Regions from separate parts of the Homo sapiens genome. Here region 2 is linked to region 1. A link is a loop called in an ENCODE intact Hi-C map of the cell type or tissue named here. Cell type or tissue: PC-9. All regions are shown on one strand. Links, peaks and the distances in the headings refer to the core of each region. The heading gives the core; the rest is flanking DNA.

The links. A loop is a pair of places that touch in the nucleus more often than their neighbours do. Peaks named below come from ENCODE experiments on the same cell type or tissue, not always from the same donor. Only the 100,000 strongest peaks of a DNase experiment are listed, where the experiment ranks them.
Region 2: a loop joins it to region 1, with 6 times the contacts of the local background. A loop is called at or near these places in 3 of 110 quality-filtered maps.

What each region holds. Positions count from the first base shown.
Region 1 is chr3:149,509,916-149,514,307 of GRCh38, reverse strand. No RefSeq gene overlaps it. Among named protein-coding and RNA genes, the nearest start is that of TM4SF4, 37 kb to the right of the region's middle. RefSeq lists a silencer at 1,742-1,841. In PC-9, for the core only: CTCF peaks have their summits at 1,640 and 1,844 (motif pointing left); DNase peaks (open chromatin) are centred at 1,817 and 2,947; H3K27ac peaks cover 862 bases.
Region 2 is chr3:150,213,249-150,217,640 of GRCh38, reverse strand. No RefSeq gene overlaps it. Among named protein-coding and RNA genes, the nearest start is that of LINC01213, 23 kb to the left of the region's middle. In PC-9, for the core only: CTCF peaks have their summits at 1,312 and 1,618; a DNase peak (open chromatin) is centred at 1,470.

The sequences.
Region 1 (4,392 bases), core at 189-4,188:
TGCTATGGTCTAAAACTCTCCCATTCTATCTTCTTCCTTAGTGTTTGAACGAATGTTCTACATTTGTTCATGTACACAAACACACACTCTTTTTTTTCTATTTTTTTTTTTTTTTTTTTTGGAGATGGAGTCTAGCTCTACGGCCCAGGCTGGAGTGCAGTGGCATTAGCTCAGCTCAGCTCACTGCAACCTCTGCCTCCTGGGTTCAAGTGATTCTCCTTCCTCAGCCTCCCAAGTAGCTGGGATTACAGGCACCTGCCACCACGTCCAGCTAATTCTTGTATTTTTAGTAGAGATGGCGTTTCACTGTGTTGGCCAGGCTGGTCTCAAACTCCTGACCTCGTGATCCGCCCGCCTTGGACTCCCAAAGTTCTGGGATTATAAGCGTGAGCCCCTGCACCCGGCCCACACTCCTTTTCTTAAAGCACTTCTGAGTCTGATAGCTATAACAGACAGGAGGTTGAGAAACTGATATTTTAACTCTGACTCTAACCTTTATAAATGGCATAACTTCAGCAAGCCAAATTACAAAGCATATTTCTCACTACCCAATCAGAAAAGCTGACACTTCTACCATTAGGATTAGAGTACTCTTTCCAGAAAAAGCCCCCCACCTCCACCAAATATCTTCCCTGGGGAATGATAATGTGATCAATTGGGCTACAAATGGAGAAAACTAATTTGTGGGCTTAGCAGAAGTTAACAGTCATTACTGTCTGCACTCTAGAATGAGAACCAATTTATGGGATTAGCATAGAGCAAAATAAGAGTTTCAGAGTACCAAAATAAGGGTGAAACATTAATTGGGGAAGAGGAGGCCCGGCACATTCCACGTAGCATATTGAGTCCTGGAGAAGGTGAGGTGTGTGAGCACTAGTAAAATGCATGTGTGGGCAGTCTCCTTTACAATTCGCGCTGGGCTTCATTATGACAACAAGTTAAGAAGTTCAGTACTGTGCAGGTATTCATTAATGCCGTGGCCTTAGCCAAGTTTCTTAAAGTCTCAGAACTTAAGTTTCTTTCTTTCTTTTTTTTTTTTTTTTTTGAGATGGAGTTTTGTTCTTGTTGCCCAGGCTGGAGTGCAATGGCCATGATCTTCTCTCACCGCAACCTCCGCCTCCTGGGTTCAAGTGATTCTCCTGCCTCAGCCTCTGGAGTAGCTGGGATTACAGGCATGTACCACCAGGCCCAGCTAATTTTATATTTTTAGTAGAGACAGGGTTTCACCATGTTGGTCAGGCTGGTCTCGAACTCCCGACCTCAGGTGATCCGCCCGCCTCGGTCTCCCAAAGTGATGGGATTACAGGTGTGAGCCACCGTGCCCGGTGGGAACTTCAGTTTCTTTACATGTAAAATTGGCATAATAAAAAAGGGAGGGGTACAATGAGAGAGTGGTGAAGATGAAGAGAAGTGACTTATGTGAAAACCAGTCGTTCATAGATGGTCAATAAATATTCATTCCCTTCTTTGAGCTTTTCCTTCTCTTGGCCCAGGCCATGTCTTTCTCCGCAGCGTTTACCACCATCTAACAGTGAGAGATAACTTACTTTTCGATTGTCCCCCATTAACTTGTCAGCTGCATGAGAGCAGGGATTTTGTTTGCTTTGTACCTAGCACCTTGAGCCATGCCTAACACGGAAACCTTTCCTTTGGACAGTGCAATCTTGGGCTTGTTTGCTGTCACTTCCATGACTTGCATTTATGAGGTTTTTGGAAAATGTTCCTTGATGAGAAAATATTCAAGAAAAATTGGATTATTTAGAAAGATGGGCAAACCTGCTCGCGGAGAAATTATCTGCTTAGTGACCTGTTATCTGCTGCCCTCTAATGGCTGAGCCGAGTCACCATTAGCAGGCGGCAGGTGGCTTTGTCATGGTGTAGTGAGTGACCAGAGCCTGGCTCAGGGGGTGCAGCCGACCAGGGCTGGGAATAGGATGGGGCATTGCTGAAGGGGGAAGGAGAAAGACATGCAGAATACAGACGTGTTTGTTTCCTTCTTTGCACTGACCTATGTGTCCTTTGGTGAGGAGTTCTATGGCTTTTGAGTCAGAATAAAGTTATTAAGTACAAAGAGAAAAAAAAACAAAAAAAACTAAAGTCATTTTCAGAGCAGGGTTCACAGTAGAGTCAATGGCTCACCTGCCTTAGAATTTCCCAAGTTGTTGGTGTAACTGTGAATTTCTCAGACCTCCTGAACCTGAAAGAGACTGAGGTCTGAGACTCTGCATTTGTTCGGTGAGCTTCCATGTGATTCTGGTGCAGTCAAGTTTGACACCTAAGGAGTAATCTCCAATTTTTTTTTTCATCATGGAGCCCCGATGTATGTATGTTTGCTTGTTTATTTTTTAATGTTATAAATTAAATACAAAATGACTGTTCTAGTGTATTGTGTACATTATAAAACATTCACAAAAATGGAAATTTTTAAAGAATAAAAAAATACATTAAAGTTTACATATGAACTTCCCATGCCACATTTTGGATGAGTATAATTTATGATTAAATGTTATGTAACTGATCCTTAGGGTGATTATGATGGCACAACATTCATTTTCCCAAGTTTGTGGCCCCAACATCAATAGGCAGCAGGATTATCTGCAGAGGTTTTATTTCTGCTTCAATAGCATCACGGGAATTCTCTTTCTTCCCCTCTCCCTGTTTTTCTACCTCTCCACAATATTCACATTTGATGCTGGGAAAAGTTGTCATGTTTACTCTCTTTACCAAGCTGATGCTCCTAGTATTGCAATTTCTTGGTAGGAAACTGAGTGTGGACTGGTAAGGGTGTTGGCATCATATAGCCTGCAATGCCCAGGTGCTTAAGCAAACACAAATATACACCCTTGGGACTACTCCAAGACTGAACCAGTTGCAAAATCATCTCCTGTGAAACCCTGCCTAGAAAAAGCTTTCAATGCATAATTAGACTCTAATCTGGCTCTTAATTTTTCTGGGGTCATGGATCTTTAAGAATGCGATGAAATCTTCAGGCTCTCCAAGGCTGGGAAAAAATAATTCATGTGACCGTAGGTACTATTTAAGAGAGTGTAAACACTTCTGCAGTTCTCAAAGTGTGGAATCTGGGCTGGCAGCATTAGCATCATTAAGGAACTTAATAGAAACGTCCAGCAGGGCATGGTGGGGTAGGTCTGTAATCCCAGCATTTAGGAGGCCAGTGTAGGAGGATAGCTTGAGGCCAAGATAGGAGACCAGCCTGGGCAACACAGCAAGGCCCCATCTCTACAAAAAGAAGGAGGCTGGGTGCAGTGGCTCACACCTGTAATCCCAACACTTTGGGAGGCCAAGGCAAGTGGATCACCTGAGGTCAGGAGTTCAAGACCAGCTGGCTAACACGGTGAAACCCTGTTTCTACTAAAAATACAAAAAATTAGCCGGGCGTGGTGGTGTGCACCTGTAATCCCGCTACTCGGGAGGCTGAGGCAGGAGAATCACTTGAACTCATGAGGCGGAGGTTGCAGTGAATGGAGATAGCACCATTGCATTCCAGCTTGGGCAACAAAAGAGAAACTGTCAAAAAAGAAAGAGGAAGAAAGAAAGAAAGAAAAGAAAGAAAGAAAGAGAGAGAGAGAGAAAGAAAGAGAGAGAGGAAGAGAGAAAGAAAGAAAAGAAAGAAGGAAAGGAAGGAAGGAAAGAAAGAAAGAAGGAAAGAAAGAAAGAGGGAGGGAAAAGAAGGAAGGAAGGAAAGAAGAGGAGGGAGGGAAAGAAAGAGAAAGACAGCTAAAGAAAAAGAAAAAGAAAGGAAAAGAAAGAAAAGAAAAGAAAGAAAAAAAAAGAAGCAATACTCGACCCCCAAGCCTACTGAATCAGCAACTCTGGGGTGGGAGCTGGCACTCTGTGTTTAGCAAACCCCCCAGGACTCGAGTTTGAAAACACTCCAGAACAGTTCTCCAACCTGCTTCCTTATTAGAATCACCTGGTGAGTTAAAAATAAAAAGGACTGATGTCTGATGCCTGGCCTCCAAACTCACTTAATTAAATTAATATACCTGGAAGTGGGGCGGGAATGGACACTGGGATTTTTAAAAGCTCTGCAAAGGAGCTAAGCTCTGTAGACCCAGGCTACTTTTCTCTCCTCCTCCTCCTCCTCCTTCTTCTTCTTCCTTTTAGAGACAGGATCTTGTTCTGTTGCTCAGGCTGTAGTACACTGGTGCAGTCATAGCTCACTGCAGCCTCGAACTCCTGGGCTCAAGTGATCCTCCTGCCTCAACCTCCCAAAGTGCTAGGATTACAGGCATGAGCCACTGCGCCTGGCCCCAGGCTACTTATGACAACTCCAAAACCAGAGCATGATAGCACTAAAGAGGAACTTAGCAACAGCCTGACTCAATTGCTCTCATTTACTGAGAAGGAAACTGAGGCCCAAAGAAATGG
Region 2 (4,392 bases), core at 87-4,086, 700 kb before region 1:
TTTCTCTGAGGCTGTATCTGGATCCTGAGCTGGTTTCCCCATCCCTCTAGGAGAGGATCATTGCTTGATTCTTGCTAGCATCTCCTTCATATTTGCTCAGTCACTCCTCCATTAAACACGTCTACATTGAGGCCTACTATGCCAGATTCCATGCTGGGCACTGGGAAATCAGCAGAAAACAGGCACCATCTGTATGCACAGAGGTTCTTTCCTTCTGCCCTCTTTCCTGGAACCCTGTGGCTACTGTAATCCTCCTAGAGGACAGCTAGTGCCTGGGTAACCCACAGGATTGCCAGGGCAGAAACACTGTGCCTCTGTCTGTGGCCTCCCTCCTGTGGCCTCTTGCTGGGCCTCCTCCCAATACTGCCTCCCTCATGGGCATGTGCTTCCCCACCAGCCTGACCACCACCCTCTCTTCAGCAGTGAAACCCTGTTTCTCCATCCTGAGAGTCTCCAGTTTAGCACATCCCACTGTCTTCTAAGTGACGGACCCGTTCCTCACGGGGTAATGACTTGTGTAGTGAACCGGAGACAGTACAGGAATCATTCTCATTATTATTATTCTACACACCTGTCCAGGCAGCTACAAAATTAGTCACATTACCACAGCGTCATCCCCATGGGGCTGCATAAATGGGAACATCAATATAAGGGTTATATCGATATAAGGGTTATGCTTGTTTTCTTTAACTTAATCTTCACGTCGAAGCTCTTTTACTAAAAGGACATCTGATTTCATTATAGAAACCTAAGCTTTTTCTCATCAACACTGGTTCTTTTCTTTAAAAGCTCCTGTTTTACTGCCATCAGAGAAAAGGCTGTTAGGTGTGACCAGGATGGTCGGGAGCCAGTCTGCTGTCTCCAGCTCCCTCACACTGCCTGGCTGTAGCCCATTTTCATTCTCTGTGATGGCAGAGACACCCCTTTCACCACAGGGTGCTGCAGGCTGGAGGATCTGGGCCAAGATTTCATTTTCAGTCTCAGCGGGGTAGCCTGTCTATAATGCCACATGGTAAATTGCACAACAGCTGTTTGGAAAAGACTGCTCAAAAGCCAGTGACTATGTTGATGTTGGAGTCCGTCCTTGAGTTTTGGTGGGATTTAAGGAAATAAGAGGTCCCTGGAAAGGCTTGTTGAGGCCTGCCCCAAGCCCCTCCCACATCCCTGAGTGTTGGCAGAGATCACACAGGCAGCTAAACTTAGCTCAACGCCACGCCACTGTCAGCCCTGCTTCCCCTCCACAAGGCAGGTGTTGCATGGATCTCACTAAACTTGCCCTCTCTCTGTCACTGCTATTCCGGTGTGTCCCTAACTGCTGAGAATTAGGGTCAGGCCTCCTGGCTCCCCCTTTTTTTGTGGTACAAATAAGTGTTTGTGTTCTCCTCTTAGCCTCCTATCTGTAGCCTGATGAATAGACAATGAAGGAAGAATGCTTATTGCTGACCACAAGCCAGAGAGGAGGGGGAGTGTGAGAGATGGCCTGGGGCTAAGTGAGATTGTGACTCATTAAAATAGAGGTCTGCAGCTCTCTCCTTAGTATGGGGGCACCAGGAAGCCTTTCTCCCCTGATCTGGCTACAGCTGCCTGCCCCTTTCTGATATTCACCCCCTCATCCTTTCCTGATTTTTTTCTCACCCAACCCTCCCATCCTCCCTCCTTTCCCCCTCCCATCTCCCACTCCCCGTGTCACTGTCATTTCACCTATAAGCTGTCTCTTCCTTGCAGGCTTTGCCTCCTCACCTGTGTAGGTTGTCTGAGAGGAAACATCCTCTCCTAGTGCAGGTCCTCTTCCCTTCCTTCTCCCACACCACATGCTCCTCCTTCCTTGAATTCCTGCCACTCTGCTGCAGCTGTGGTTGGGGATGAAGGTCAGTGGCCTCCATGCCTGTGGTGGGTAGGTTAACAGAGCTTCTGTGGATAAGAGTAATGAGCATCCACAAGCAGAATGTGGGTTTTTCTTCAATGGAAGAGGGTACCTGGATTTAGGGCAGGGGTAGGTGAGTGTTAGATGCCTTTCCGTTCCCTCCTCATCTACCACCATCTTCTGCATCCAGCCTCCTGGCTCCTACAAAAGGACTGTTGGTCTCCACCTGGATCTTTAAGACTTCCTGACAGGTGTGTGGTTGGGGATTGGAAATTACCAGTCAAGAAACCCCCAGGATTTGGAACTCCTGCATTTCAACAACAAAAAGATAAACAACCCAATCAAAAAATGAGAAAAGGACTTGAGTAGACATTTCTCCAAAGAAGATATACAAATGGCGATTAAGCACATGAAAAGATGCTCAACATCATTAGTCATTAAGAAATTGTCGGCCGGGTGCAGTGGCTCATGCTTGTAATCCCAGCATTTTGGGAGGCCAAGGTGGGTGGATCACTTGAGGTCGGGAGTTCGAGACCAGCCTGGCCAACGTGGGGAAACCCCGTCTCTACTAAGAATACAAAAAAATTAGCAGGACATGGCAGCATGCCCCTGTAATCCCACCTATTTGGGAGGCTGAGGCAGAAGAATTGCTTGGACCTGGGAGGTGGAGGTTGCAGTGAGCCAAGATCCAGCCATTCAACTCTAGCCTGAGCAACAGAGGGAGACTCCATCTCAAAAAAAAAAAACAAAAAAAAAAGGAAGAAAATGTAAATGGAAACTGCAATGAGATGGTGTTTCGTATCCATTAAGATGGCTGTTATCAGTAAGTCAAAGAAAAACATGTTGTCAAGGATGTGGAGAAATCTGAACTCTTGTAATTGCTGGTGGGAATGTAAAGTGGTACAGCCACTGTGGGAAGCCAGGAGTTCAAGACCAGCCTGGCCAACATGGCGAAACCCAATCCCTACTAAATATACAAAAAAAATTAGCGAGGCATGTGGTGTATGCCTTTAATCCCAGCTACTTGGGAAGCTGAGGCACGAGAATGGCTTGAACCTGGGAAGCAGAGGTTGCAGTGAGTTGGGATCGTGCCAGCCTGGGCGACAGAGGGAGACTGTCATTAAAAAAAAAAAAAAAAGAAAGAAAGAAAGAAAGAAAAATAATTTTTATATAACCCAGCAATTCCATGTCTAGGTATATACACCAAAGAATTGAAAATAGAAACCCAAACAGGCAGGGCACAGTGGCTCATGCCTGTAATTCCAACACTTTGGAAGGCCGAGGCAGGAGCATTTCTTGAGCCCAGGAGTTTGCGACCAGCCTGGTCAGCATAACAAGACCTCATCTCTACAAAAAAACTAAAAAACAAAAAATTAGCACAGCGTGGTGTTGTGCACCTGAAGACCTAGCTACTCGGAAGACTGAGGTAGCAGAATTGCTTAAGAGTCCAGGAGGTTGAGGCTGCAGTGAGATATGATAGGGCCACTACACTCCAGCCCCGGTGACAGAGCAAGACCCTGTCTTGCAACAAAGCAAGCAAGCAAGCAAGCAAGCAAGCAAGAAAAAGAAAAAAAAGAAAAGAAAGACAGACTCAAACAGATACTTGTGTGCCAACGTTCATTGCAGCATTATTTGCAATAGCCAAAAAGTGGAAGGAAACAACCTGTGTCCATCAACAGATAAATGGATAAACAAAATGTGATATACCATACAATGGAATATTATTCAGCCATAAAACAAATAAAGTTCTGATAGATGCTACCATATGAGTAAACTTTGAAGACATTATACTAGTGAAATAAGTTAGCCACAAAAGGACAAATATTATATGATTCTACTTATATGAAATACCTAGAACAGGCAAATTCATAGAGACAGAAAGTAGATTAGTGGTTCCCAGGGGTTGAAGAAGGTAGGAATGGATAATTACTGCTTAATGGCTACAGCATTTCTGCTTGTGTTGATGAAACATTTTTTGGAAATGGATAGTGGTAATGATTGCACAACACTGTGAATGTAATTAACACCACCGAATAGACACTTAAAATGGTTAAAATGGCCAAAATTCAAGTTGTGTATATTTGACTATCATTTTAAAAATTGAAACATAAAGAATACCAAGAAAGAAAGCTCCAAAAGGAAGACATACAGACACAGGCTCTGGAGGTAGAGGAGCTGGAGGTGGAGTTTACTGGGTCATTTGCCAAGAGGGTGGCTGTGGGCAAGTCACGACACCTTGGACGAAGCTGCAGCCCTCCTGGAGTCTTGGTTTTTTTATTCAGGATAGCGAAGTGAAGTGTGTACGAGCATGAGCTCTGGACTATCTGGGTCCAGCTCCTGCTTTGACTCTGTGACTCGGGCGAGTTACTGAGCCCACTCACTTTGTCTTCCTCACCTGCAAAGTGGGAACAATACAACTTACCCCACTGGGTTTTTGTTAGGATTGGATTATTTTGTGTAAAATTCTTAAAATAATCCCAGGCACATAGTAATTGCTAAATGAATATTAGCTGTAAAATGGAAGGGTG